Linked DNA regions of Homo sapiens: region 2 is linked to region 1. A link is an interaction called in ENCODE POLR2A ChIA-PET data of the cell type or tissue named here. Cell type or tissue: Panc1. All regions are shown on one strand. Links, peaks and the distances in the headings refer to the core of each region. The heading gives the core; the rest is flanking DNA.

Evidence for each region. Peaks named below come from ENCODE experiments on the same cell type or tissue, not always from the same donor. Only the 100,000 strongest peaks of a DNase experiment are listed, where the experiment ranks them.
Region 2: POLR2A ChIA-PET joins it to region 1 with 16 read pairs; 2 of 35 experiments call an interaction of 5 or more read pairs at or near these places.

Annotation. Positions count from the first base shown.
Region 1 is chr4:118,905,560-118,920,814 of GRCh38, forward strand. All of the region lies in intron 1 of SYNPO2 (synaptopodin 2), which reads left to right. Among named protein-coding and RNA genes, the nearest start is that of SYNPO2, 24 kb to the left of the region's middle. RefSeq lists an enhancer at 11,645-12,145. In Panc1, for the core only: no CTCF peak of the experiment used is centred there; no DNase peak of the experiment used is centred there.
Region 2 is chr4:118,584,427-118,599,681 of GRCh38, forward strand. It overlaps the pseudogene LOC729218. Among named protein-coding and RNA genes, the nearest start is that of METTL14-DT, 93 kb to the right of the region's middle. RefSeq lists enhancers at 7,159-7,438, 7,946-8,853. In Panc1, for the core only: no CTCF peak of the experiment used is centred there; a DNase peak (open chromatin) is centred at 7,275; H3K4me3 peaks cover 1,053 bases; H3K27ac peaks cover 847 bases.

The sequences.
Region 1 (15,255 bases), core at 4,817-12,816:
CCTTATAGACATTGTGTGATTTTCCAGGAGTGCGTTTCAACAGTCCAGCACATCTCTCATAGAAAAATCTCTTTTCAGGTTTGTAAGATCCTTTACTTCCTTTCATTGTACTTATCCTCCTCCCTTTCCCTGGCCAGCCACACAACTTCCTTATCAGACAAGCTTGTTTTGTCTAGTGAGGCTGCTCTCATGTTCTCCTGAATGTGTCATCCTCATTTGTCACCCGAGTCTCGAATTCTCACATGGGCTCAGTGTCCTGGAGCCACGGTGGCAAGGGAGACTGCAGTCATTGGAACCCTTTCCTATTTGATACTTAGATATTATTGTTTTGATATAGCTAATGTTATGATATAGGGGCTTGTTCCTCACTGGTATTTCTAGTTAAATGATTTGCATTTTTTTGCACTTATGTTGTCACCCTGCTCTTTGAAAGTAGGAACCCCATCTTTTCATAGTTCTTGGCATATTACAAAATAATGCTTTCAAGATGAATGATTAACATATGCCACATAACATGTATAACTAGATACTTAAGGCAGGCTGATATACCTGTTGAAAGGTTGTTGAATAAATGAATGAATGACTGTACATCTTTTATTGTTAGTTCAAGAGTGGCAACTATTGAAAAGCCTGATTTTGCTGAGGTTTTGCTTTTTTTTAAAAAAATAAGCAACTTATATAAAGAGTAATTAGAAGAGTGATATATATATATGTTGTACATGTGTGTGTTCAGATTTTTAATGTAATAGTATGTAGTAACAAGATGCAAATCCAAGAGCTTCAGTGGAAAGACTGTTGATTGAACTGAGAATCAGGAGACCTGAATTCGAGGTATGAGTCTAATTTCTCTTACCTCCATTACCTTAACTATATCACTGACACTACCTGGCTCTCAGTTGCTCTATTTATAAAACAAAAAATTTAGAGTTGATGATTTTAAGGTTCTTTTTGATTAGAGCTATTTTAAATCAAGACAATAATGAGAGAAAGAAAATGCCCATGAGTGGTCATATTGTCTCAGTGAATTTGAAAAATAAGGAAGTGTTTTCTGGAAAGGATAATTATTTATACAGTATTGTTTGGGGATTTTATTTGAATTTCTCCAAATTATAATTTGTATCTTTGTTTAAAAAAGAGAAGAGCTCTCAAAATGCTACCAATTTAGTGTGTACCTTACTAGATCTTTTTTTATGCCTAAAATGGTATTTTAGCAAATTACTATTGAATTCAGCCTTTTCCAATGCAGCTCCTTTTTAATTATTTTATTATTTTTATTTTTCTTAGGAAACAGTTTGCCCAGGCTGGACTGTAGTGGCACCATCATAGCTCACTACAGCCTCCAACTCCAAGTGTTCCTCCCACCTCAGCCTCCTAAGTAGCTAGGACCACAGGTGTGTGCCACCACACCCAGCTAATTTTTTTTTTTTCTATTTTTTGTAGAGACAGGGTCTCGCTTTGTTGCCAAGGCTGGTCTTGAAATCCTAGTTTCAAGCTATTCTCCCACCTCAGCCTTCCGAAGTGCTGGATTACAGGTGTGAGACACTGAGCCTGGCCCTTTTGAAAAATAAATGCTTAATTATTTTCTTTTCCTTATAACTTTTTAAAATAATGAAGCAGTTCCCCACCATACGAAAATGTAATCAATATGTTTTTTAAAAAACGTCATTAACAGTGCATGGATTTAAACACAATTGATCTTTTTATAAATCTAACTTCTTTACTCAAACTTTGGATCCAATATGATTTATAGCTTTTATGTTTTGTTTGCCTTCCCCCACTAGAAATCCCAAAGAAACAACTGATACAGACCATCTTGTAGAGTTAAAACCATTCATTTCCATTATTAAAACTGCTACAATACTCTGACTTAGCTGTCTACTTCTATGAAGCATTCAAATTTGATGGAAATGGGAGAAGAGAGGATATGTTTGACATTGTTCATCTATTCCTTAAACCGCTCATTTGGGTAAATATGTCAAAGAGAAAAAGGAGTCATTGGTATACTTGGACTTGATTAGTATAGTGCCACATCTTAAAATGCACTGTTTCAATCAAATCATGGCTGTGTCCTACAAATGACTTCTTTACAGTCTATACTGTAAACCCCTAAAATAACTAGAATTGAAAATGGCTTTAATTTTTGAAATATAAAAATGACACATTGTCATTATAAAAGTAATTCAAACATTACAGAAAAGGATAAAAATAAAGGAAAAACTATACCAGCCAGAAATACCACATTATTAACACTTTGGGGAGAAAGTTTTCAGACCCCTCTGTACACACATCAACTCACAATCACTCTTACCTTCCATTCCATGAAAAGGAATGGTACTTAATGTGCTTTCTTATTAAATGACACATCATGGACGTCTTTCCATGTCCATGAATACTGATTTACATCATAATTTTTAATGGCTGTGTAGTATTATACATTATATAGATTGACCGTTATTGACTTAACTAATTCCCTATTGAACATGTAGGTTATTTCTAATTTTTAACCATTACAGATAGTGTTGAGATGAATACTTTTGTATATGTAAAAGATATTTACGCACTTTTCTGATCATCCCTCTAGAATAAATTCCTAAATGTGGAGTTGCTTAGTATGAGAATATGATAAATGATGGCTTTCTTAAAATTATTTCCTTTCTTTTATTTTATATTTTTGTAAAAATTAAGAATATGTGAATTAATTTGAAGGCTGTTTTACACATAAAGAGAACTTTTCTTATCATGTACTTGTTACTCATTATATTGGCCAATACAGATTTCTTTTGGCTGATAAAATAAGTATATGTCAATGTCAAATAATCTAGGTAACATACTTCCATTTCTAAACATTTTAAAATATTAATAGTGATTTGGTACTTTAAAAATTGACTTGAAAAAATTTTTGATAGAAGAAAATTCTCACATTTTAGTTCGATTAGATTTCCAGATCGTTTCAGGATAAAAAACATTCGTAAGTATGATCAATGTTCTAAAAGCAATGGGCAGGAAGGTATTAAAGCTTAGGAAGTCTGGGTTTGCAGCTTTTCATGGAATTATCAAGACAGGATAAATCAAATAAAAAAATCTATCCTAAAAAATAATTAAATTCTGGTATCTCTCTTTTGGGAGATACGTGAAAATAGGTTGTGCACATGATAAAGCCTTATAGAACAGGAGTTATAAATGCCGTCATACCACTGCCCTACTAAGGTTATAGGGTCCGTTTCAAGAGAAGGCCGTTGAAATTTGGATCTTGTAATTAATTTTTTGTTCTAATTCACAAAAGTACTATAAAAACCTTTATTTTGTTTTTAATATAGTTTACAGAATTTAGTTTTAATATTGCTTAAAGATTCCTGACCTATCTGGTTGTTAGAAAAAGGAACTAAATAATGTGTTTTTTAAAAGATTGGGCCCCCGTAACATAAAGGCATAGAGGAATGGCCATCTTCTGATCCATTGTTCAATTATCTGGCACTGCAGATGTACCCCTCAACATGCCCAGCAGCCTGACCTGGAGTCCAGATTCATGGGAGTGACTCTGCAATGAAATATGGACACACGGCTCATATGTACCCTCGAACATCCTTGTGACATTAACAAAAAATACCTGTGATTGCAAATTCACACTGAGGGATGCCTAGTATAGAGGATAAAGCTCTTTTCAGGGTTGTGAAACATACGGGGGATGAGAACTGACATACACGTAGACATCTATTCCATTTACATGGCTCTTAATTGAGTTTTGTCTTGGTAATAGGGCTGGTCCTGAGTAAGCCTAGGCTAAAAAGATGTCCCTGGGGGTATTGACCTACAGGAGTTGATATGTTTGGGGGTGTGGGAGAGGGGAGAGCATGTGTGAGATATGAAGATGCCTGTTCCCTGGACTTGCCCAGGAACACTCCAGTGGAGAGAGAGTACGTGGGAACTTAGGAACTGTTTTCCATTAAACTCAGGACACTAATTGTGCCAGAGTCCAGGTGCTAATGTGGGACACAGCACTGTGGAAGGGTGTTTTCCCACTCTTTTTTCTCATACATAGACAGCTTTGATAGTGGCAGATGCAGAATAAATTGTGGGCCCTGCCCACGCTTGGGAAGGCTGGAGCAGAAGATGTCAGTGAACTTATTCCTGTGCATGGAGGAGCAGAGGGAGATGCTGCATCTGCTGCCGGGGCTCTTGAGCCAGCAAACTTGCAATTATTAGTGTCCTGGGAGCATTGCCATTACACTTATATCTGTGTGATTTCCAGGGCCCAGCCTGAGTCCATATCTCTGACTCTTGACAGAAGTTGGTATCCACATACCAAAGGTTATCTATAAACTAAAATAATTACAAATGAGACGACACCGCAGTTGTACAGTGGCATTTACTGATCATTCACAATGCGTTCCTGATCTCTTCCATTTGTTGAAAACAGATGACCTGAGCATAATTCCACCCCCTTCCCCATTATTTTTTGTTTTCCATTTCCAACGTCTATTTTACTATGACCTCCAAATCATTCATGTAGCTAAAGTATTGACGGTTCACCAGTCCCTTCTGGGTTGTTGTGTTCAATCTCAGATTTCTGTCTTTGCAGCAACACATGTGGCTATTTCTCACTGTTGTTTTCTCTTAAAGATTGTTCCAGGTGCAGAGTTTGACATGATGCTTCTCCTCTCCTAAACCCTGACTTGTAGCCTCCTTGTGACAGGAGACATTATGTAAAAAAGATGTCAGGGGAGAATGAAGGGAGAATGAGATCAGTCAACTTTGTTTTTCCTTTCTGTGCTGTGATTGTTTTTCCCTCTCAATTTTCTTTTGACCTTGCATAACACGCCTATACTCATATCTGAAGGAGGTGCGTTGCACCGGGAATTTCCATTTTTACAGCTTTCAAAATTCCCTTAATCTTTATGAGCCCAAATGTTTAGAAGTTACTTGTTTAATTATGTGTGTGTGTGTGTGTTTATGAGAAATATGGTGCACTTAAGTATTGCAAATTTCTGCTAATTGATAAGATAGACAGGGAAAATCAGTGTGCTGATTTCCAAACAAAGAGAAGAGTGCTTTTAGGGACTAGTGGCTTCAGAGAATTTTCACCAACTACCTTCACATTTCATAGAAAAGCTATATTGTTTAAAACTTTAGCATGTGGGTGGATGAGTGTGTGTTTGTGTGTGTGTGTGAGTGTGCAGTCTAATCCAATAGTTCATTCTGAGCTAGGTTAAAAAGAACACAGCACCAGAACAAATTCTTGTTTCTTATTTATGTACCCAACTACTTTTCTTTTTTACTTTTTTTTGAGAATCATCCTTTAAAGTCCAGTTGTTTTCATGACTCCTCTCCCAACAAAACATGAGTACTTTATTTTCTAAAATTGTCAATGCCTTGTGCTGTCAATGCCTGTGCAGTTGGTGCTTAATGATATAGTGTTAATTTATTTTGACTTTTCCCAAGTGTATGTACTTTTCCCCATAGAAAATGGCGAGTCTCTTACAGACAGGAAATATACTTTATATTTCTTTTATCTGATGATTTCTCACACATAAAAGATCTTTAATAAGTATCTAAGAGATCTATCCTGGATTTTCCTATTTATTGTCTGTCCTTTAGTCCTCGGATGAAGCAAAGATAAAAAATTTTTGGTTTAAGAAAATCTAATTGGTACGAGGAGGAAATGTTGAAGCTAATGCATCTTTGAGTTGAGATATCAAATCATTTTATGCTATGCCTAGGTCCATTATCAGGGATAATTGGGAATTGCCTGCATTATAACTGCATGAACTGCCTTGGTTATCTATTAATATGGATCAGTCACAAGGAATTTCTCTGCTTCTCTCTTATAAACTCCAGATGTACGTCTGAGATTAATTCAATCTTTGCTTTCCCCGATTCACCATTTGTTTTTCTATTCAATCTAGTCACCTTTCAAGCAGCTGGAGTGGAAATACCAGAATGTTCATCTCTGATGCCTGATCCTTTCGTTCTTTCTTTTGTTGTTTTATTTTCTTTGTGCATGCATAAAAGTTTCTTGGCAAGTTCCCATGATAGCATTAAAAACTCTATAGTCTCTGTAGTTTGCATGAAGTCTCTGTGTAAGAGTCAAAGGAAAACTATGCATGAAAGATCATAGGGAAGGTTTTGCCATCTCACCATCATGGGAAGAAATAAGAGATACCAACATTTAGAAGCTCTTTAGATCATTAATTCTAGGAGTTGAGATGAGACATGAACTAAAAATTATTTTGTTTACAAATCCCATTTTCATTCAGCAACTCCCCCCCTCCAATCCCACAATAGAGCTAAATACAATGAACACATAGACTTATACAGTAAAGAGAAATTTCCCTAAAGGCACAGAGATGAATGACAGGTTAAGCCAATTGACAGGATCAAGTCTAGGTGCAAAATAAGATTGATTAAAGAATGCCAATGAGTGAAAATTATGGAAAGCATTAATGGGCTCATAAAATCTTAGAATTTGAAAGAGATATCTCTTTTGATATAACCTGCTTCTAGGTAGAGGACTTCTTTTTACAACATCACTGATAAATAAACCACTAGCCTTTAAAAAATTAGTTCTGATCACGAGATGCAATGAAATCTAAAGAATTAATTGTTGATCATCATTAAACAAAGAAATTTGTTTGTTTGTCAGAGGCAGGATCTCACTCTGGTTGCCCAGGCCGGAGTGCAGTAGAGTGACTATGGCTCACTGCACCTCAACTTCCTGGGCTCGAATGAGCTTCCCATTTCAGCCTCCCCAGTAGCTGGGACTACAGGTGCATGCCACCAGACCCAGCTAATTTTTGTACTTTTAGTAGACACAGGGTTTCACCATGTTGCCCAGGCTGGTCTCAAACTCCTGGACTCAAGTAATCCACCTGTTTCAGCCCCCTAAATTGCTGGGATTATAGGCATGAGCCATGGTGCCTGGCCAAAAGGAAAAAATTGTTTAAAAATTTAGGTAAATCTTCCTTCTTATAATTTCTTATTGATTTAAGTTCTACCTTTAGTAAAAACTTGACTGTCTACTCCTTGTTTCTATGACAGCTGTTCAAATAAAGACTTTTCTATAAATTCTAACCATTTTTTCCCTCTAATTATCCTTCCAATGGAACTTATCTACCTGAAAGCCCTAGCTAGAACAGTACATGCAAAATCCACATTTAATTTAAATAATTATATTTTAAGGTAGTACCAACTAGATAGTAGTTCAGAAAAAAATAGGACTTTAGGGTTTTAGTTGGGCAAGCTCAGTATAATTAGCATTGAGACTCAGCAGTTATAAAACAATCTCAGGCATAATTAACAGAAAAACGTTTAGCTAAACACATGGTTATTATTTTTGTTTGTAGCTTCAACTTCACTGTAAGAATTATTTTTTCATGTAATTTTCCAAGTTGGGTCTATGACCATTAGAAGAGTTATTTCAAGGCAAAATCAACCATACTTCCCAGGTTTATGGATTCCAACTAATTGTTAGCATTAGCTTTTGATATTCATTTTAATTCAGTAAGCATATACTTACTGTTTGCTTTGTGCAACAGTACTATGCTAGGTTCTAGGGTGAAAAAGACATTATCCTTGCTCTTAAGAAATTTTCATGGAAAAGGCAGATTTATAACTATTATACAAGATGACAAGGCTTTAAAGAGAGGAATATATTAATATAATGTATTATGAAATACAAATCATGAAAAAATTAATTCTGCATAGTATCATCAGGGAGCAATAAAGAGAAGTGTTAACATTCAAACTAGACCCTGATGTCTGAATTGGACCGAGAACTTCCAGACCTAGGGAGTACCTGGAGCAATGACACAGAAGGCTTGCAAGATCATGGCATGTCAATGAATGGCAAGAAGTCTGTAGAGACTAAACTTTTTCAAGAACATTCCAGCTCTGGTGTTATAGTTTCAGTTACAGTATTGTGAGAAAGGTCAGTGAATTATGTATAAAACAGAATTCAAATAGCTAGAATTCAAAATGCTCATCTTGAGCCTTCTTTCATTTATTGTTTGTGTGTGTGTGTGTGTGTGTGTGTGTGTGTGTGCAGCAGAAAAACTCATTGGTGTGTTCCTGTAATAACATTCAAGCTCTACACTCATTTTCCATAGTTTGTGTGAGGTCTTTGTGTCAGGGTCGCAGGAAAACATTGTGAGAAAAGCCATAATGAAGATCTTGCTACCTCACCATCATGGAAAGGGTTAAAAGATACTTTTACAACTTCTGAGTTTATTAACTCAAAGAACCAGGTTTAAAAGTCTCTGTCTTCTTCCTTTCAAATGCATCATCTTATTCATTAAAAATTATTTCTCCCAAATTCTTATTAAAGATTTCTAAACAGGGAGATGACATTATCTGATGCATACTTGGGTAGATGACTGATGGCAATGTGGAAATGGATCAAAGGGTGGAGCTTGGAGAATGGTGATTACCATACGCCATGTGAGAAATAATAGGATTCTAGATCACGCCCATAGCACCAGGGCTGAAAAGGAAGAAACATAGACAAATTAGAAGGATATAGGATATGGATGGTGGGGTCAGGAGAGGAGTGGACAGTAATTTGATTGTTTCATCTTGGATGACAAAGGGATGGATGTTGGATTTATTGAGAGATTGTATTAGAGGACGATGAGCAATTATAGAAAAAAATAAATTTAATTTTAAATAAATTGAATTTAAGTTATCTATAGAGCATACAGAAGGAGATTTTTAATGCAGAATTAAGAGTATCAGTCTGGGTTCAGGAGAATGGCCAGGGCTAGAGGAAATCTAGGGATAATAGCTGAAATACCTGAAGCAAGAAGCCAAGAGAACAGAGTATGTACAGAAAATTGGAGAAGACCAATAATTAAAGTATGGACAGAGAAAGAAGAGTCAATGGAAAAAAGTTAAAATAAGTCATTAGAAAGATAGAAAGAGGATAAGTATTTCTGGTAAGTTTAAAAAGGAGAGTATTTCAAGGAATTATTTATTAGTGACAGATATTGTGGGTTCAATGAAGAGGTTGGTAAGAAGACCACACATTTGATATCTGGGAGGGTTTTTTTGTGATATTTCTCAATAAAATGATAGGGATGGAAGCCACATAATAGTTGGCTGAGAAATGAGAATTAGAAGACAGCAAGTGGAGACATAGAGTCTAGATAATTATATTTAAAGTTTGGCAGTAAAGGAAAGACAGCAAATAAAATGTAATTGGTGAGAAAACAGGAAGAGTGAAGATGGCACCTACTTGAGGGAAAAGATGGCCCAGGAAAGTGTTTCTTAGAATATTGGTAGGAGAGGGAGAAAGACTGAGTAAGACAGGGTAGTTACTCTTGTAGCAAAACTAGTGGAGTTGGAAAGGATTAGAATTCACTGAAGTTTGTGCTTAATATGTTTATGTTTTATATACTTCATTTTGATATTTGGAAGTATTTATTATATAATGAAAAATACTAGATGCAAAAAAGTTCTACAAAAAAAAAAACAGAAAAATCAATGAATAAGGTCACTGTCTGAAAGCCTTCTAAAGCATTTGAGCCATAGATCATGAATTTTTAGTTATTTAAATTTATTTTTAAATTTTACTTTGGATAACAGGAATACGAGAGCTGAAAAATTATAATTCTTAGTTCATAGCACACTTCTTAAATTATTTCTAATAATATCATAAACATATGTAATACCAACTCCCCAAACAAAAACTAAGATAATACCTGATGTCTGACATTAACGACCTCAACCCCAATATTATCACCCTGCCTCTCCCCACCTGAGGTAACTGTCATTCTGAATTCTATTCCATTACTTACCTTTCTTTTTATATAGTTTTATTGAATATTTACACATTCCTAGAAAGTAGATATTTTTATTTTAGTTGGTTTTAGCTTTTTTAAAAGGGTACCATGCTGTATGTAATCTTCGGGACTTGTTTTTCCACTTAAGATATTACCACTAGGATTTATCCATATGGCTGTAACTCTGGTTAATTTATTTTTTCTAATGTGTAATATTTCATTGTGTGAGTATCCCGCAGTTCACTCACCATTCTCTTGTTGATGGGCATCTGGGTTGCTCCAGGTTTTTGCTATTGTGAACACGTGTTACTAGAACATGTTTCCTCTTGTACATGGGCAAAGACTTCTTTTAGTTGTATACCCAGGAATGGAATTGCTGGGTCATAGGTTTGTAAATGATCATGCTTAGGAGAAAATGCCAAACTCTTGTTCAAGTTGATGCATGATTTTACATTTCCACCAACAATATAAAAGGCATCCTGCGGCTCTACAACTTCTTAATGCTTCATTTTATTAGACTTTTTATTTTTTTATTTTTATTTTTGCCATTTTGCTAGATATAAAATGGTACCTAATTGTGGTCTTGATTTCTATTTTCATGACTACCACGTAAATTAAATATCTCTTCATACATTTATTGGCTGTGTGTTCTTTAGAACATTTTTACATTAAATTGTTTGTGTTATTGATTAGTACAAGTACTTTATATAATTTTCATATTACGCTTTGTTCATTGTATATATGGTGAATGACCTTTCTATATTATAACCCATATTTTCATGTTATTTAAGGTTTCTTTTGATGAATAACAATTTTAATATGTCAAACTTAGGGTTTTTTGGGTTTTTTTTTTTTTCTGAGACAGAATCTTGCTCTGTCATCCAGGCTGGAGTGCAGTGGTACAATCTTAGCTCACTGCAGCCTCAACCTGCTGGGCTCAAGTGATCCTCTCACCTCAGTCTCCTGAGTAGCTGGGAATAAAGGCACGCACCACCACACCCAGCTGATTTTTGTATTTTTTGTAGAAATGGGGTTTCACCATGTTGGCCAGGCTGGTCTCGACCTCCTGGGCTCAAGTGATCCACCCCCCTCAGCCTCCCAAAATGCTGGGACTACAGGGGTGAGTCACAGAGCCTGGCCTATTTTTTTCTTTTATAGTTAATGGTTTCAGGTTTTGTTAGAGAAATCTTTTGCTACTCCAAGTCTAAGAAATATAAACCTATTACTTACTATTAGATCTTGAGTTTTAAAATTATTATTTTAAAATGTTTTCTTAAAATGTTTTACCATATATTTTTATAATAAACTTTTTATTCTTAGATATAATGCTGTTTTTGAAGTTTCAGAGCATTTCTGCTTTCTTTTTCTTCTTCCTCTTCCTCTTTTATTTTTCTTTCTTTTTTTTTTTTTTTTTTCTAGAAACAGGGTCTTACTCTGTCCCCCGGGCTGGAGTGCAGTGATGCAGTCATAGCTCACTGCAGCCTTGAACTCCTTGGTTCAAGTAATCCTTCAACTTCAGCCTCTTAAGTAGCAAGGGCTACAAAGATGCGTCACCATGCCTGGCTAATCTTTTTTTATTTTTAGTAGAGACAGAGTCTTGCTCTGTTGTCCAGGCTGGTCTCCAGCCCCTTGCCACAAGTAATCCTCTTGCCTCAGCCTCTCAAAGTGTTGGGATTACAGGCCTGAGCCACCGTGCCCCGCCCTTCTGCTGTTTTCAAAAAATTTGTTTTAATCATCTTGGAGATGTAAAGTCATTTGATTAAAACACAAAGAAACAGGCCAGGCACAGTGGCTCACACCTGAAATTCCAGCACTTTGGGAGGCCAAGGCGGGTGGATCGCCTGACGTCAGGAGTTTGAGACCAGCCTGGCCAACATGATGAAACCCCGTCTCTACTAAAAATACAAAAAAATAGCTGGGTGTGGTGGCGAGTGCCTGTAATCCCAGCTACTTGGGAGGCTGACAGGAGAATCGCTTGAACCCAGGAGGCAGAGTTTGCAGTGAGCCAAGATCGCACCATTGGACTCTAGCCTGGGTAATAAGAGTGAAACTCCATCTCGAACAGAAAACAAACCAACCAACAAACAAAAAAAACAAAGAAACAAACAACAAAAAAGAAACAAACAAAAGAAACTCACCTTAAATTCAGAGAATTCAACCATGGTAATCTCTTCAATGAATAATAGTGTCAGAGTTTTGTGATTCAATAGATGAAAATCCAGCTTTTTAATTTTTGAATTCTTCTTCTGTAGCTTTGCTGTTAGAAATAGAAACAATTTGGTCAAAACCAAAACGTGGTTTCATGCTATGTAAATACATGTGCATATATGAATGTTTGTCCCTTATTATATGTGACTTCCAGGCAGCAATGCTAATACAATATTTCAATCTGTAAGAACGATTTTGTGTTACTAAATAGGCATCATCATTTATGCTTTTGAAAAGAGATTTTTTATTATGCCATGAGTCATTTCTCTAGTCCATTCTGAGACACTGATAAAAAAGATTTGTGATAGAAATACTTTGGTATAATGTAAGGAGAATAACATGATTGCAAAATATTGGAAAAATAGCTAAATATATAGTAGCAGGCCCTATATACTAAATTTTTACATTCTGTCACTTTCTAAATTCAAAGAACAAAAAAGTTAGAAGTACAAACTGAATTGGCAGTTTTCCCATCAAATTGTTGAGTTAGGTAGAAGAGAAAGTAGGTGAAGAGTGCCTGCTGCATGAGCTTACCTTTAGCAATCCTTCCCATTCAGCTTTTTATACAAATTCTTTGCCATACAAATTCCACATTATAAAAACTTTCTAGAAACTGAAAGTTCTTTTTTTAAACTTTAAAAAATCCATTTTTTAAACAATGTTTGCCAACATATAATTCCAAACTGAAACCAGATGTCTTAATGTTTGCTGAAAAAAGTTATTTTATCATTTCACATGTACCCAGGTGTGTATATTTATATAATTTGTTTATATGTAATAGATTATGGTATATGAAAAACATTAAACAAACCTACAGATGTGTTTGGCTAAGTGGTTCATCCAATAGGTAATGTATTTTACACATTATTTCATAGTATTCTGTTCGTTGGTTGTTGAGACTATGTTCAAATAGAAATGGAAAGGGGTTTATCACTAGAAACAGGTTTGATTTCCTTAAAAGGCAGTTGTTTCTTTTTTCCTTTGCTTCTCTGGAGAATTGGCTGCAAACTGGGAATAGTTCTCCTCTGACTCATTTGCAGAGCAGCACTAGAGCATATAGAGTTCAGATAAAATTATAATGAAACATTCTAATTTGATGATGTGGAACAAGAGAGTAGTTTCTAAAAGAAAATTTTACAGATTGCGTTTACTTAAATCTGCTTTGCAGATAAAGTAAGTTGTTCCTTAAAAACAACTTAGTCCAAACATCGGGATAAGATTTTCATTTGCCTTTCAAACTCAATATTGCTAGTTTGCCAGAAGACATGACATACACAGTTATATTAGGTAGCAATAATTTAATTCTTCATCAAGTATTTTGAAGGTAATGCAATGACTATTTTAGATTTCCAAGTCCATCAAAATACAGATTAAAAAGTTTTAAAATGTTTTTAAAAATATTATTAATTGTACCAACCAGACAGAATATGCTAAAATTAGGACTATTATGAAACTAAATATACATTTTAAAAATTCTATGGCAGCACCAGCAGAAATGTTTTGCCATTTTTAGCATGGTGTTCCTAATGAATATATGCTTTGAATACAGACACTGATTCAGTCATGTGCACAAGTATTCAAAAATACTCATTGAATATTTAATCAAAAAGGCTTGCTTATTGAATACTTACATAATATGAGGGAGAGCAAATATTAGGCATTAATATGACAGGAAGCGCTAGTCGATCATTGCACTCATTCTTCTGAGCCTGGATTGAGCCTCCCTGTCTCTCAAGCTTGTTTCCTTGTCAGTCATTTGGAATTGATGAGAATTGGACTTTGAGCTGAAACCTCTTTGTAGTCACTGTACTTAGCCATACTCCCCTCTCATAATTTGGCTACTTTTTGCATACCGAAGTAATTGACTGAAAAAATAAAAGTTTATTCATCTAGGTATCAACTTTTAAAGCTGTTTTGATGTCAGTAAACATCAGTTAAGGGCATACCATAAATCAAACTGGGCTCTAGGGATGCCAGGATGAATATTATAAAGTTCTTCTCTTCAAAAAGCTTACATATTATAGAGGCAGTCAAATATGTGACCCAATTAGTGTAATATGATTTTGCAAGTGTTATTGTAGAAGATGGTATAGGGGACAGTGGAGGCACAAAAGAGGATGGAGAGAGATCGGAAAGTTTTCTAGAAGGTGGAATATATAGCTCGAAATATGAGAAGGTGTCTTTCAGGATGGAGGAGAGAATCACAGAAAGTGTTCGAGGCAACAGCCTTAAGGCATAAACCAGCACGATCTGTTAAAGAGACTGAGTACAGGAGTTGGCTACAACCAGAGGCTCACTATGCAGCAAACAAGATGTAGTGGAGAGTTAGGCAGGAGCCTCCTCATTCAGGGACTTGTGATCCCTGCTAAGAAGCTGGAGTTTGATAATGGCAATGGGAATCCACCACAGATATTTAAATAATGGGAATAATATGATAACTGGTGGAGAAATTATTGGACGGATGAGAGACTGAAGGCTGGGAGAGCAGTTATAAAATTATCATTTTAGTATAGGTGGCAGAAATTAGTGGTAGAGAAGAGGAGATAGATACCATTGATGCAAAATAATTGGATCCTGTAGGATAAGGTGGTTGAAGAGTTGTGGGAGGCAATGAAGGAGAAAGAGGAATCTGGGATGACTTGGATATTTGAGCGGAATTTAGAGTAATTTGTGAAAACAGCGACTATAGGAGAAGGAATAAGTATGTAAGGAAAGATAAGGAGTTTACTTTTATGTATTTTTAGAGTGAGTTTGCTGAAGGACAGCCAGGGTGCCTAGTAAGCAATTTTATATAAGAACTCAGAGCTCAGGAAAAGGGAAGGACTAGAATTCATCTGTGTGCAGCTGGTGGTTGAAGTCATTGGAGTGAGTGAGATCACCCATGTCATAAAAAACAACTTTTATCTAAGTGATTCGACTGTGCACGTATTAGAGTAAATACAAGAACACTTGGCACCCACAGTAGGCACAGCACCAGATACTTGTTCTGTCTTGGACAGAACTCTAAGAACAAAATAATCCACCATGGAACAGAGGAAAGGCAATAATTTTCTGTCTTTCTCTAAACTGTAAAGTAATTTAACCATCAAAAGAACTCTTTGTAGTTTGAGTGTAATGTAAGAAATATGTATTCCATACCCCAGATTTATTAAAATTGCATATTGGAACAATTTTGCTGAGGTTAAAATAAATCTTAAAACAAATAAATATTTTCACAGTACACATATGAAACCATTTTTTTTTGGACACCAATCATATAATAACCAGGCAGTAG
Region 2 (15,255 bases), core at 3,643-11,642, 320 kb before region 1:
TGAGAAATAGAATTACATCAGTGAGTTGGTTTCTAATCAGCATGTGAACACCAAGTTCCAGATGGCAACGCACAGTTTCAATTTCACTATGTGCTGAAATTATTTATCGATCCCTATTAAATAGCCAGCAGCACCATATTCTGGACTAGACTTCAATAATTCTAAATGATTCAATCTGCTTTGTAAATATGGCTGCTGCAACCCGACTGTGACATTTCTGGGATGGCATTTCATTCTGTTTTGCCTCAGTGTATTCACAGGTGGCCAGTTCTTATTTACAGATAGAAACCTTCCACCTCGCTTCCTCCTTAAGATCTGTTAAGATGTGTTGAAGCTTTGAGAGTTCAGACCAGTCTCAATAATAGCAGAGATGCTGGTCTGGCAGCTGATGTCCCACTGGCTGTAGATCCCAATGAACATGAAGCTAAGAAAGTCAGCCCTGAGTATTGGGGAAACAGAGAAAGACAAGCAGGGTGGATGTGTGGTGGAGGAGGAAGGAATGAGGACGGTTCAGAACTTCGGGACAGATCAGGGCAGCCAGCTCACAGCATCAGGCCGGTGCTCAGATCTGTAGCAGTCAGTGCTCAAGGACAGACAGGGAGGCGTCTGGATCCAGGTGGTGGCAAGCTCATTAATTCATTTAAAAAACACTGATTGGGCATTGTCTTAGTCCATTTGTGTGGCGATAAAGGAATACTTGAGGCTGGGTAATTTATTTAAAAAGAGGTTTATCTGGCTCACAATTCTGGTGGCTGGAAGACTGGGCTTCTGGGGAAAACCTCAGGCTGATTCCACTCATAGTGGAAGGCAAAGGGGAGCACGTGTGTGCAGAGATCACATGGCAAGACAGGAAGCAAGAGAGAGCAGGAAGGTGCCAGGCTCTTTTTTTTTTTTCTTTTAATCTTGAAACAGTCTCACTCTATTGCCCAGCTGGAGTGCAATGGCGCGATCTTGGCTCACTGCAACCTCCACTTCCCAGGTTCAAGCAATTCTCCTGCCTCAGCCTCCCAAGTAGCTGGGACTACAGGCGTACGCCATCACGCCTGGCTGATTTTTGTATTTTTATTAGAGACAGGGTTTCACCGTGTTAGCCAAGATAGTCTTGATCTCCTGACCTCGTGATTCACCTGCCTTGGCCTCCCAAAGTGCTGGGATTACAGGCATGAGCCACCGCGCCTGGCCTGGGCTCTTTTTTAATAACCAGTTCTCCTGGAAACTAATGCCGCACCCTGGGCATTAATCTATTCATGATGGATCCGCCTTCGTGACCCAAACACCTGTTAGGCCCCGCCTCCAGCACTGGGATCAAATTTCAACACGAGGTTTGGGAGGGCAAATAGCCAAACCATAATAGGCACCTACTAAGTTCAGAGAAATATCTAGAGTCCAGGCAGATCAAGTCAAGACGCAGGGATCAGGAAACAAGGTTGCAGAAGTCAAGGAACAAGCCAAAGAGCTCTGCCAATAAATCCAGGATGAGGTCTCCGTAAATTCGTGTCAATTTCCATGGTAACTATCCCCAGGAAGCTTGCCATTTGGAGCAGGATTTCTCAAATAGTGGCCTCTAGATTTACAGCGTCACAATTTTGCTGGGTAAAGGGAGAATAGTGAAGCATGAAAAAAATGCAGATTCTAGTGTCGCAACCCAGACAGACTGAATCAGAATCCCTGAGGATTCTGAATTTCCAAGAAAATAAAGCCACTCACTTCCCATTGGGATTCTTCTGCAGCCTTTTGAGAACCACAGGTTTATAGGGATCTTTCAGTGACTTTGTTTTGGAAAATGAAAAAAAAAAATTTGAAAAAGCAGCTGCTGGAGTTTGGACAAAAGCTCAAATTTAAAAAGAATTCCCATAACCTCTTCATTAGATTTCTCTATCGGCACCACGGCAGTCATCGTTTACGTTACCGACACTGAACTTGTGAAATAAAGTGATGCTGGAAACGAGTCTGGAAGCCTGGCCCTCTGCACCCTCCTCCCAGTCAGAAGTACCTTTTTGTGAAGTGACACAATGTCCTGGTGAGACCGGCCCTTCCTGGAGGCAAGGACTTATGTTTTGCATATCTCTGTATGCCCCGCCTCTAACCCATGGCTAGAATATCGCAGAGGCTCAATCAATAATCAGTTAGCTCTGCTTTACAACCCAGCCCAAAATTCAGTGGCTTAAAACAGCTGTCTTGCTTTTGCTCAGGAGCTGTGAGCCAGCTGGCGTGGGTTGATCTACACTTGGTTCAGCTGAGGTTAGCTGTCAGCCACAGGTTGGGTCCATCTCTGCTCCACGTGTCTTGCATTGCCCTTGAACTAGCAGGCCAGCTAGGGCATGTTCTTCTCCTGGAAATGGCAGAAACCCAAGAGGGAAAAGTAAAATACATTGTAGCCTCTGAAAGTTTATGCACAGAACCAGCAAACCATCACTTTTGCCCCCATTCACTTAGGCAGAGGCAGTTACACGGCTAAGCCTGATGTTATGAGTAGGGGCAGTTTACATCTTGAGTGGAAGGAACTGCAAATTTACGTGGTAGAAATTATGGATTTAAGGAGGGATGAAAAATTGGGGACAATAGTTCAATCTACCACTGCTAGTAAATTTATGATCAAAAGCAACTTTTTGTATTTGCTGGAGGGCAGAATTCGGAAAATGGGGATGCAGGACAGTTTCAAGGTGACAGTGAATTACCAGCATCATAGATTCATTAGGAGGCTTAATATAATACTAATTACCAGCTCTATGTGCTGATGAAGACTGCTTTTGATAATTCGTAACATTTGACATTCTTTCATAAGCCAAATAGAAGAATATCGAAGGCCAATTGTAGTTTTACACACAGTAAGTAAACAAAAGAATACTCAGTCCTCACATTTTGCAACTCTGTGGGATTTGTGTGAGCAGTGAAAAGTTGTGGCTGCCCGCAATCACACATCTCCCCTGGAGAATTGAAGTGAAATCCCAGCCCTCATGTAGTTATGCCTAGAAATTACCTGTTTGTGATTTAACACTTGGTAAATGGCACTAAAACCTCATTAATCTTCAATTAGCCATAAATGGGCATCTCACATCTTACTACAGTTTCTTCATCCTGAGAAATCATTAGTCCTTTCTGGGCAAGGGCAATTATGTGAACAGGCAGAAAGCTCATCGCATAGCTTAAGTGCAGGTCTCCAGTCCATAATGGTACTTAAGACGTGGGGGCTGCCTGTGATTCTTGATTGATGCCGTGTGATAGCCTGGGCCTATTCCATCACGCCGTGATCCTCAGCACGCCTCCATCCCCAGGCTGCTTTTATCAGCTTGAGTGTTCCAAAAATCCCACTTCCTTGATTACTTCAGAGGACTGTTGCAAGGATAGAAAGGGTATGTCTGTTATTATTGGATCAGGATGTGTGTGTGTGTGTGAGGTGGGAGAAATCTGAGTCCCTGAATCCCCTGGAAATAAGAAATTGAAAATGCATATATATTCAGAATTTAAGGTATAAAAGGTAGAACTCTCCTTTAATCCAGTAGCACAAAATCCTCAATGTTCCTTGCATCTCTTGTGAACTCGATGGCCCTTGAATGACCTAATACATGTCTTGGTCCATCTTTTGTTTTTTGAGATAGGGTCTCTCTCTGTCACCCAGGTTGTAGTGCAGTGGTGTGACCACAGCTCATTGCAGCTTCAACCTCCTGGGCTGAAGCGATCCTCCTACCTCAGCAGGGAGTCCCTCAGCTACTCAGGAGGCTGAGGTAGGAGGAAGTTACATGGCCAAGCCTGAAGTTATGAGTTGGGGCAGTTTACATCTTGAGTGGAAGGAACTGCAAATTTACACAGTAGAAATTATAGATTTAAGGAGGGATGAACAACTGGGGCCAATACGGGACTGCCTGTAGTCCCTCAGCTACTCAGGAGGCTCAGGTGCTAACGATGTGCACCACCTCAGCCTGTAGGGACTGCAGGCATGCACCACCATGCCTGGCTAATTTTTATATTTTTTTGTTGTAGAGAGAGGATCATCTTATGTGCTCAGGCTGGTCTCAAACTCCTGGGCTCAAGCCATCCGCCTACCTCAGCCTCTCAATTGCTGGGACTGCAGGTGTGAGCCACTGCATCTGGCCCTTGTTCCATCTTTATGGCTTTTAAAACATCTTCTGAACACTTAGAACTTGCAGCCCTTATTGTTACAGTGCTGTGTGTGTGTGTGTGTGTGTGTGTGTGTGTGTGTTTCCTACCTGGCTTCCAGAAACCCAGCTCCTAAAGAGAAGTCCCCCAGCCCCTTCTGCTGCCAGCTGTTCTCTGCTGCGGGCCTGTCTTCATCAGGTGTTCCATTGACAGATGCTGCTTTTCTCCCCTCAGACCACCAGGGATGGCTCTACGGTTGCATCCACTGGAGATCAATTGAAGTTGGTCTGGATCTCACAAATGGAGTCCCTTTGCCACTGTGTCTATGAAGGATTCTGACTGCTGCTTTCACCAGTTTTCAGCACCACTAAAACACTTTGTTTCCTAATTAAGCTGTTTCCAGGTCTTTCCTGTCTCACAGTGGAAAATGACCTCTGGGCCATCCCTAGGAAAAAACATGTGTTACCACTGAGGTTTTTCCTGCATCAGACTGCATTAACCTCAAGAGCTCATGCTTGGATCATCATCCTTTTAAGGCAACTAAAATTCAAGTTCATTAACTATCCCATTCTATTCTGGCTCATTCTGCAGTTGGTCAACCTTGTTCTTTCTTAGAGCAGATACCCTCACCTCTTTCCTTGTGACCATGGGTATTGAGGGGAAGTTCTCTACAGATGGAATCTTTCTTTAGCATTATTTAGTGGGTTTGTATTCTCTTGTAAGTCTTTTTATCCCCTCTCCATTAAAAAGCAGCTTGAGCTATGTGTACGTGGTGAATTCATCACAGTGTTCTGGCAGGATTTCCAAATACAGGGAAAGGTGATTATAAAACAATTCCTTATGTGATAAACTTGGATAGACCGCCCACAGACACATTTTTGATTGTCAATGCTAATTGGGACAAGAAAGAACATGGGTAATTGAAATTCTCTGCTATCCCACAAATGCTATTTTAGTTGCTCTGGTGGTTTTTTAATGTGTCAGTTTAGCTTGGTTGAATTACATTTCCCAAAATTACCTTTCCTATTGGTTTTTGGTTGGGATGGGCCACAAAACAGATTCTTCCAGGAGATTTGCGGGGAGCAAGGAAAGTTGCAGCCATTGTGTAGCTCACACACCTTGTCACTCATCTCCTGGCTCACCTTGTTCGCATGAGGCAGGGGTCAGGCCTGCAACTGCTCCACCCTCCCAAGCCTGCCTCAGCTTCTCCCACTCCTGGGTATGTGTTGAGCTCTTGGATGGTGTTGGTTACTGCAGGACGTTCAAGGTCACCATCAAGCTCAGATGCAGCAAGAACTGAAAAAGACTTCGGTCCATTTTTGTGGGCTCCAGCTCAGCTCCTTATTGTGGTTTCACGTTGCTCTTCCTCTTTTTTTTTTTTTTGGAGACAGAGTCTTGCTCCGTCACCCAGGCGGGAGTGCAGTGGTGCTATCTCTGCTCACTGCAACCTCCGCCTCCCAGGTTCAAGTGATTCTCCTGCCTCAGCCTCCTGAGTAGCTGGGATTACAGGCATCTGCCACCATGCCCGGCTAATTTTTACATTTTTAGTAGAGACGGGTTTCACCATCTTGGCCAGGCTGGTCTTGAACACCTGACCTCATGATACACCTGCCTCAGCCTCCCAAAGTGCTGGGATTAGGCGTGAGCCACTGTGCCTGGCCTGCTCTCTTTTAATATCCATCTTTCCTTTCTGATATATTAATAGTTTGTATACTTGTCCCACCCAAATCTGATGTTGCATTGTAATCCCCAGTGTTAGAGGTAGGGCCCGGTGGGAGGTGACTGAATCATGGGGGTAGAATTCTCATGAATGGTTTAGCACCATCCCCTTGGTGCTGTTCTCACAGTAGTGAGTTCTTGCAAAATCTAGTTAAAAGTGTGTGGCACCTCCCCCCATCCTCTTGCTCCTACTTTCACCATGCAACATGCAAGCTCCTGCTTCGTCTGCCATGACTGTAAGCTTCCCGAGGCCTCCCCAGAAGCCGATACTGCAGCTATGTTTCCTGTACAGCCTACAGAAGCGTGAACCATTTAAACGTCTTTTCTTTATAAATTACCCAGTCTCAGGTATTTCTTTACAGCAATGCAAGAACAGCCTAACACACTTCTCAACTGCCCACCCTATAGACGTCAACTTCCCTCAGACACAAAAACAGCTTTTCAGAGATGACTTAACCAGCTCCCACAATTGCTTAAGGTTAAATACCTCTGTCAACCTAAATAACAGAGAGAAGCTCTCTAAAAGATACTTATTTGGGAATAAAGCACTGCAGTGGAAATATGCATGCAGCAGTAAACTATGTTGGTATTCAGGGCGGTTAAAGGAAGACAAAGATTTTTAAAGGAAAAAATAAGGAGGATTACATAATTGTTTTTGAAATAATTATCCTGGGCTACAGAGAACAATAGCAAGGGTGATGCCAGTCCGAGAGTGTATAGGCAGTCGCTGGGCAGATGTCCTTGCAGGAGTATTTTTTATGTAAGGTTGTGACAGCCTTTGTGCTAAGTTGTAGTTTTTATTGCTTTTGGTGGTCGTTTCTGTTAGCAGGCATGTAAGCATGAGAATCCTCTTCATGTCTTTCCCTGGCTCTATTTGTCAAGGTTATCTTAACATAAGTGACTCCATTTCGATGCTGACAAATTACATACCTCTAACAAAACCCTGTATATATCTATTTCTATCTCTATTATCTCTGTCCCTACCATCTCTATCTCTATCTTCATCTCATCTCTATATTTCTTTTTCTATCTCTCATCTCTGTTTCTCTCGTCTATCATTTCTATATCTCTAACACCTGTATCTATATCTCTATTTCTATCTTCTATAAAATCTCCTAATGCTTCTGCTTCTGGTTGACCTTGACTGATACAGTTGCTATGGTCAAATGACTCCCAACCAAGTAAGAAGAAAGGTTTTGAGGAGGTGAAGCAAATGTCCATATTCTGGAGTCTCTGGAGAAGAGGAAGGGGCCTTGCTAGGTGGAGCAATGCTGACTCCACTTTCCTGAGCTTGGGCTGGACTTTCACTTCCTGGTTCACAGGCTGCTGGTAAGATTTGTCTCTCTCTTTTTTTTTTTTTTTTTTTTTTTTTTTTGAGACAAAGTCTCCCTCTGTTGCCAGGCTGGAGTGCAGTGGTGCCTTCCGTGACGTGAGGCTTCCGTGACGTCACAAGGGTGCGCCCTCCGTGACGTCACAAGGGCGCGCCTTCGCCGACACCATAGAGGTGGGCCTTTGGCGGCGTCAGAGGCGCGGGTGTTCGGCTACGTCACTGGGGCGCTACGGTTCCTGGAGCTGGGCAGTCTTCTCGTCAGAGTGGGGACTGGTAAGAGCGACCTCCCCGCCAGGTCCTGTGTGTTGCCGGCTGAAGAAGGGTAGGTGAAAAATTCAGACCCAGCACAGTGTTTATGTTGGTCAAAAATAGAAAACTATGTCTGGCGCGTTCGAGGCGGGAGGACCCTTCAGGCCAAGAGCAGCCTAGCAACATGGCGCAACCCCATCTCTGTAGTCCTACCTCAGCCCCCCAGCTACTTGAACCCAAAGGTTCAAGGCTCCAGTGAGCTATGATCCCACCACAGCATTCCAGCCTGCGAGATTGAGGTAAACCCTGTCTAAAAAAATTTAAAAACTATCTTAAGTGTGCAACAGGGAGGGACTGCTAAATAAAACATGAGGCTGGCTAGGCCCTACTGTAATCCCAGCACTTTGGGAGGCCGAGGCGGGAGGATGGATGGCTTGGGCTCAGGAGTTCGAGACCAGCCTGGGCAACATGACGAAACCCCGTCTCTACAAAAGATACAAAAATTAGCTGGGAGCGGTGTGCACCTGGCCTAATTTTTGTATTTTTTTCTAGAGATGGGGTGGGGGGGGGGGCCTCGCTATGTTGCCCAGGCCAGTTTCGAACTCCTGAGTTGAAGTGATCTTCTCACCTTGGCCATCAGAGTTGTCGGAATTACAGGCGTGAGGGACAGCGCCCCACCTGGGTTAGGCTACTTAATAACATAAGAAAGTGCTCCGCCAGGCTCAGTGGCTGACACCTGTAATCCCAACACTTTGCGAGGCCGAGGCAGGTGGATCACCTGAGGTCAGGAGTTGGAGACCAGCCTGGCCATGGTGAAACCCAGTCTCTACAAAAAATACAAAAATTAGCCGGCCGTGGTGGCGCATGCCTGTAGTCCCAGCTACTTGGGAGGCTGATAAAGGAGAATTACTTGAACCCGGGAGGCAGAGGTTGCATTGGGCCGAGATCGCACCACTGCACCCCAGCCTGGGCGACACAGCGAGACTCCAAAGTTTGACACCAGCCTGGGCAATGTAGTGACACCCTGTGTCTACAAAACAAACAAACAAAAACCCAGGCATAACTGTGTCCACCTGTGGCCCTAGCTAGTTAGGAGGCTGAGGCAGGAGGATCACTTGAGGCCAGGAGCTCAAGGCTGCAGTGAGCTATGATAATCCCACTGCTTCCCATCCTGAGCAATAGAGTGAAAGCATGTCTCTAGATAGCTAGCTAGCTAGCTAGCTAGATAATTGATACGTAGTTTTGTATCAAATTTTTTCCCTGGATTTGAGCATGTTTTTCTAAAGTAGCATTCAACACATCAGCATTTTACAGTGTTATTATTTGTTAATATGATTATGTTTTTCTGAAATACAGTGTCCTTTACAAAAGCAGTTTTGTCTTTCAAAGCACATAGATAAGGCCCTCAAGTGAATTTGTCTGATGTTGGCGACCTTGGTACCATTTTGTCCACTTGATTGGAAAAGCCAGTCAATAATCTCAGGTCACTGTTGGCCTTAGAAGAAGAGCCCAAAGGCAACAAGCAAAGGCGCTGGTGTCCAGTCGCCTTCTAGAAGCATTTTCACTTTCCCTTAAGGTTTCCCTTGATGAACATAGAAGTACTGTATGTAGAATTGACCCAGTGCTGCCTTGGCAACTTTGTATATTAGGCCAAATTTACATTTCTTACCTTTATGAGAGGCACCCTGGTAGGCTAGTGGAGTTACACACAAAGTCTGATCTCAGCTGCACTGTCCAGAGATGCAACACGGTCCAATCAAATAACATTCTCTGAGCCCGTTTCTTTAGCTGTGAAAGAAGAATAACATACCCATCTAAAAAGGCAGCTTATTGTATTTGATTGGTCTTTTATTTTCTATGAAACTGTGTTTAACACAGTAATTATTTTCATTTGTATACTACATTTGTGTTGTGTTTTTGGTTTTAGTTTTGTTTTTGAAATGGAGTCTTTTTTTAGTGGTTTTTTTGTTTTGTTTTGTTTTGTTTTTGAGATGGAGTCTTTCTATTGTCACCCAGGCTAGAGTGCAGTGGCATGATCTCCGCTCACTGCAACCTCCACCTCCCAGGTTCAAGTGATTCTCCTGCCTCAGCCTCCTGAGAAGCTGGGATTACAGGTGCCCACCACCACGCCCAGCTAATTTTTTAAATATATTTTTAGTAGAGATGGGGTTACAACATGTTGCCCAGGCTGGTCTCAAACTACTGACGTCAAGTGATCCACCCGCCTTGGCTTCCCAAAGTGCTGGGATTATAGGCATGAGCCACGGTGCCTGGCTTGTTTTAAAATAAGGGTTTCTTGGCTAGGCATGGTGGCTCACACCTGTAATCCCAGCACTTTGGGAGGCCAAGGTCAGTGGATCACCTGAGGTCAGGAGTTCGAGACCAGCCTGACCAATATGGAGAAACCCTGCCTCAACTGAAAATACAAAATTAGCCAGGCGTGGTGGTGCATGCCTGTAATCCCAGCTACTCAGGAGGCTGAGGAAGGAGAATTGCTTGAACCCACGGGGCGGAGGTTGCAGTGAGCTGAGATCGCACCATTGCACTCCAGCCTGGGCAACGAGCAAAACTCTGTCTCAAAATAAAAAAAAGATTTCTTAAAATGATATTTTCAGTATTTTATAGATGATGTGTAAGCAGCAATCTTAATAGGATGTTACCAGACACTTTGCGAGACTGGCAGCTGATTTGATCCAGATGTCTCTAATTCTTTTTTCTTTTTCTTTTTCTGTTTTTTTTGACAGAGCCTTGCTCCGTCCCCCATGCTGGAGTGCAGTGGCATGATCTTGGCTCACTGCAACCTCCACCTCCCGGGTTCAAGTGATTCTCCTGCCTCAGGCTCCCGAGTAGCTGGGATTACAGGTGCGCGCCACCATGCCCAGCTAATTTTTTGTATTTTTGGTAGAGACAGCGTTTCACCATGTTTCATAAATAACATAGCCCTCTTTCTTTCCTTCTCTCTCTCTCTCTTTTTTTTTTTTGAGACAGGGTCTTGCTCTGCTACCCAGGCTGGAGTGCAATGGTGCAGTCTCGGCTCACCGCAACTTCAGCCTCCTGGGTTCAAGCGATTCTCCTGCCTCAGCCTCCCAAGTAGCTGGGATTACAGGCATGCGCCACCACGCCTGGCTAATTTTTTCTTTTCTTTTTTTTTTTGAGACGGAGTTTCGCTGTTGTTGCCCAGGCTGGAGTGCAATGGCACAATCTCGGCTCACCACAATCTTTGCCTTTCGGGTTCAAGGGATTCTCCTGCCTCAGCCTCCCGAGTAGCTGGGATTATTGGCATGTGCCACCACACCCGGCTAATGTTGTAGTTTTAGTAGAGACGGGGTTTCTCTATGTTGGTTAGGCTGGTCTCAAACTCCTGACCTCAGGTGATCTACCCGCCTCGGCCTCTCAAAGTGCTGGGATCACAGGCATGAGCCATCACTCCTGGCCTAATTTTTGTATTTTTAGTAGAGAGAGGGTTTCACTCTGTTGGCCAGGCTGGTCTCGAATTCCTGACCTCAAGTTATCTGCCTGCCTCGGCCTCCCAAACTGTTGGAATTACAGGCATGAACCACCATGCCTGGCCAGCTCTGTTTCTTTAAGCCTACATGTTTTGCACTTGTTAAAAGTATTTGAACGTACAATTACTCAGCTTCCCTTGTTTACGCGTGAATTTTGTATAATCTTAAATATTTTTTCCAATCTAAGCTTTATTTTATCCCGTTTCTTATATATTTGTATAACTTTAGGCGGCTATCTTCATTGAAAGTTTTTTCTCAAAAGCCTTAAGATAGAACATAGTTCTTGGCAGCAATTTGAAAGTTATTTGAGGAGAAGGGGAGACTTACAATGATGATTCAAATGAAGGAAACTAAAAAGTAATGAAGCAAGGCAGAGGAAAAAGCAGTATTCACTTGAGCACATCCCAAAAGAATAACATTTCAAATGTAACTAGAAAAAAGTATGCTGAAGTTCGCAATACAGAAATAATTATTAATAAGATAGCTTTAAAGCCCTGCTCAGCTTGTGAATGTTGGGAATTGACCCAGAGGTGGCTGTAACCTAAGATGGTTCCTTCAGTAATGACCATTTTTTCTTTTTCAGGATGATGATTATTCCCCACCTTCTAAGAGACAAAGACCAACGAGCCACCACAGCCACCAGTCCCAGAACCCGCCAATGCTGGGGAATGGAAAATGAGGGAGTTCAACTCTGGTAAGGTCTCAGCAAAATCCATGACCTTTTCCTTTATCTTCTGGACTCTCAATGTGACTGATGAAAGTTACCACATGCTCTGCAGGGGGAAGTGGTTTAGCATGTATTACTACATCTTAATCACATCTTTGTAAAGCCAGGAGCATTTTACAAGTCACGTTACAGACATTGTTTAAACATAGTCTGTATTTACCAAAGTATAGGACATTGTATCATCTCATATTAATTAGTTAGTTGGCTCAAAATTAGTGCTAATGACTTAGTAATTCAGTGATTTCTGTTAGCTTTAAAACCTTTATTTCAGAACTATTTCACCTCTTGGTTTTCATTTTTGCTGTGTGTCACTGCCTGCCGGCTGCTAATTTATTAACTCCCAGTGAATCATGTGTCCTGTGAAGGGACTGAATATTAGTGGCAATTTATGTTGATGATTTGTATTTTGAATAAATAGTTTGAATACATAGAACATTAAGCTTGTATACATTTTGAAAATAGTATTTTAATATTCTACTGTGTCATAGTTACAATGATTGGATATATATTGAATTTATATGTACTTTAAGTTGTTATATGTTTATGGTCTTTAGCATTCTAACGTGCAATTGTATATCTGTTAAGTCTTTTTTTTTTTTTTCAAGATTAGACTCTGATTTATTGAGGCATCTGTTTGATGCCACATTAAGTGGCCCAGGCTTTGTGTAGGGATTGAGGTTAAAGCAGGAAGAAGGGTGGTGAGAGGCGGGGTACCAGGATTAGGTTGGAATACCTGGGGGTGCTCTGAGGCTCCCCAAGTTTCCCTGGTCTTGGCCGGCTGTGCTGCTGGCCTGGGCATCTGATGGGCCTGCAAGGGTGGTCCAGGGGCTAGGGCAGGGACTTTGGAGTCACGCCGTTGGCTTTGAATCCAGACTCCTACACTTGGTAGCTGTGAACTCTCCATGCCTCAGGGACCTGCAGAACTGAGCTCTGTCTGAGCCAGGTTCCATCCAGGCACTGCGGATCCATCCAGAGGGGCACTGCCTCAGGTTGCTCGCTATTCACTGCCTTCTCAAGCAGACCCTTGTCTCCTTCTAGGCCCTCACAATCCAGTGGAGGAGACGAAACTCATCTGCCTCTGTCCCTCTGGGCACACCTCATGCCAGGTGCATCTGTGGACAGGGGCCATGCTCCTGGGCTTCCAAAGTTGGAGAAAGCTGCCAGGCTCAGGTGGGTACATCACAGCAGCTGCTGCCCTCTGAACACTGTGACAAAAGAACACTCTGGGCCTGGAGCCCTGGTCTGGGGCATTGGGCAAGGCTGTTGCACTTCTCTGATCCCATTTCCCCATCTGGAAAGTGCGCTGATTGTATCTCCCTGTGGGCACTAAGGGCTCAGTGTTAGCTTGAGAGCCAGCATCTGGGGTTTGGGCTGTAATTCCCCGTCAGCCCCATAGCTGCGGGGAACCAGGGACTTTGTTGGGATTACCCTAGGCATCAGTTTAGCTTCCTGCCCCTGGCTTGGGCTCAGCACCTGAAGTAGTCTAGGGGGTAGGTGGTCCTGGTGGGGGCTGGGGCTTTTACCCAGACTGAGGTCACACCCAGAGCCAGAAGTCTTGGTGCCTGCTCTGGGCAAAGGTGCCAGCCTGTGCGACAAGAGCGAAACTCTGTCTCCAAAACAAAAACAAAAAACCTTGCATCATTTCAAGGGGCTCACACCTCCCTAAGGGCCTGGTAATTGCGTGGCTCTGGCCTGCATCTGGCCCCGAGGGTGTAGGTAACACTTCACCTTACCTGGTTTCTTCCTGCCAGGGCCAATCTTCAGACCTCAGGACTTTGCAGCCTATCCCACCTCCCCTCTGGCCAGCCTTGAGCCCTTGTGGGTCCAGCACTTTTTCCAGGCTGTCTCCTGGTTGTCCTTCTACCTCGAGGCCTGGCTCATGCTGCTCCCCCTCCCACTCTCCAAGACCCACAAGGACCACTCCACACCCAGCTCAGCCCCATCCCCTCAGATAGTCCTTTCTCTTTCCTCAGGTGGCCAGGTGCATATCTTGGTGTGAGGACCTTCACTGTATCTGGGAATGCCTACTGGTCACCTCGGTGACAGAGACCAAGGCATTTACCTGATATGAATGTCTTGGTTCACTGTCTACATGGCTAGGGAGGGAGTCAATAATAGGCTTTTCACTTGCTGCAAGGGCCAGTTCTCCTGGCCCCATGGCTCTAGGGATGGAGGATGCCGCAGGAGATGCACCGCTCACTTCCCAGCTGAGGACTGTGGGTCATCTCAGGGCGATTTCACAGTCCCCACATGCCCCACCCCCTCAGCTCTGCAAATACCAAGCAGTGCAGCCTGTCTAGGGGATGATGGGCTCGAGAGTGCCCAGGTAGTGCCCAGAGTGCCCTTGGCAGGCCCCTCACCTAGCTGCTTCCACAGCTCTGTAGCAAGAGTTCTAACCTTTTTTGACCGTGAAGCCTGTTGTGGACTGTTTTCCCAGAAAGGCATGTACATGCTCTCCACACAAAACCTTTCATCGTGGCCAAGCACAGTGGCTCATGTAATCCCAGAACTTTGGGAGGCAGAGCCAGTGGGATCACCTGAGGTCAGGAGTTCAAGACCAGCCTGCCCAACATGGCGAAACCCTGTCTCTACTAAAAATACAAAAAATTAGCCAGGCGTGGTGGCAGCCACCTGTAATCCCAGCTACTCCGGAGGCTGAGGCAGGAGAATCACTTGAACCTGGGAGGCGCAGGTTGTAGTGTGGTGAGATCACGCCACTGCACTCCAGCCTGGGCGACAGGAGCGAAACTCTGTCTCAAAAAACAAAACAAAACAAAACCTTGCATCCTTTCAGGGGGCTCACACCTCCCTAAGGGCCCAGTAATTAAACCCTTTGGGCCTGAGGGTGAGAAACTTTGTCTCAGTTCTTCCCCGAGTGATCAGCCCAGGGGTAAGGAAGGAGAAGCCAGAAAGCAGGACCCATGAGAAGGGCCCCCTCCTCGAGTTTGAGGCCCACTCCCTCCTGCCCCTGCCTCTCCTCTGTCCAGGACTCCTCCCTGCTCTGCCCCACTCCTGGGGCCATAACCATGGGGAGCTGTGGTTTTCTACAGGCCCCTGGGCACAAAATGGGCAGGCTCACCTGGAGGCGATCAGAGTAACATGGCAGGAAGTGAGGGGGAAAGCCGCCCTGGAACTGCGCCTCTCTGCCCCCTGACGTCACTGGCGTGCACTCCTCCCTCCCCTCACTCAGGCCGTGGCATGAGTTCCATGTGAGCGCTGTCCTCCTCCCTCTGCTGCCTCTTTTTTTTCTTGGGGCTGCCATAACACTTTCCCTTCCCCAGCCCTGCCAACCTGGTGGGACATTGGGCTTCCTTCTCACACGGTCCTGGGGACAGGCCCATCCTTTATCATACCCACAGAGAGACCCTTTTTTTCTTCAGGACATGGGGAGCAGCCAGGTTCCATGAGTTAAATGCAGATCTGAACCAAGCTGGGATTGGGGTACACACTCTCCTCTACTGAAAAGTAGCTAGGGATTCCAACTAGGTGAGAAGGAGAGTGGGGCAGAGCCAGACCAGACAAGGACTGATCACCTGGAAAAAGCCTGCCATCAAAGGTCTTGGCAAATGCTGGGTGCAGTGGCTCACTCCTGTAATCCCAGCACTTTGCGGGGCTGAGACAGGTGG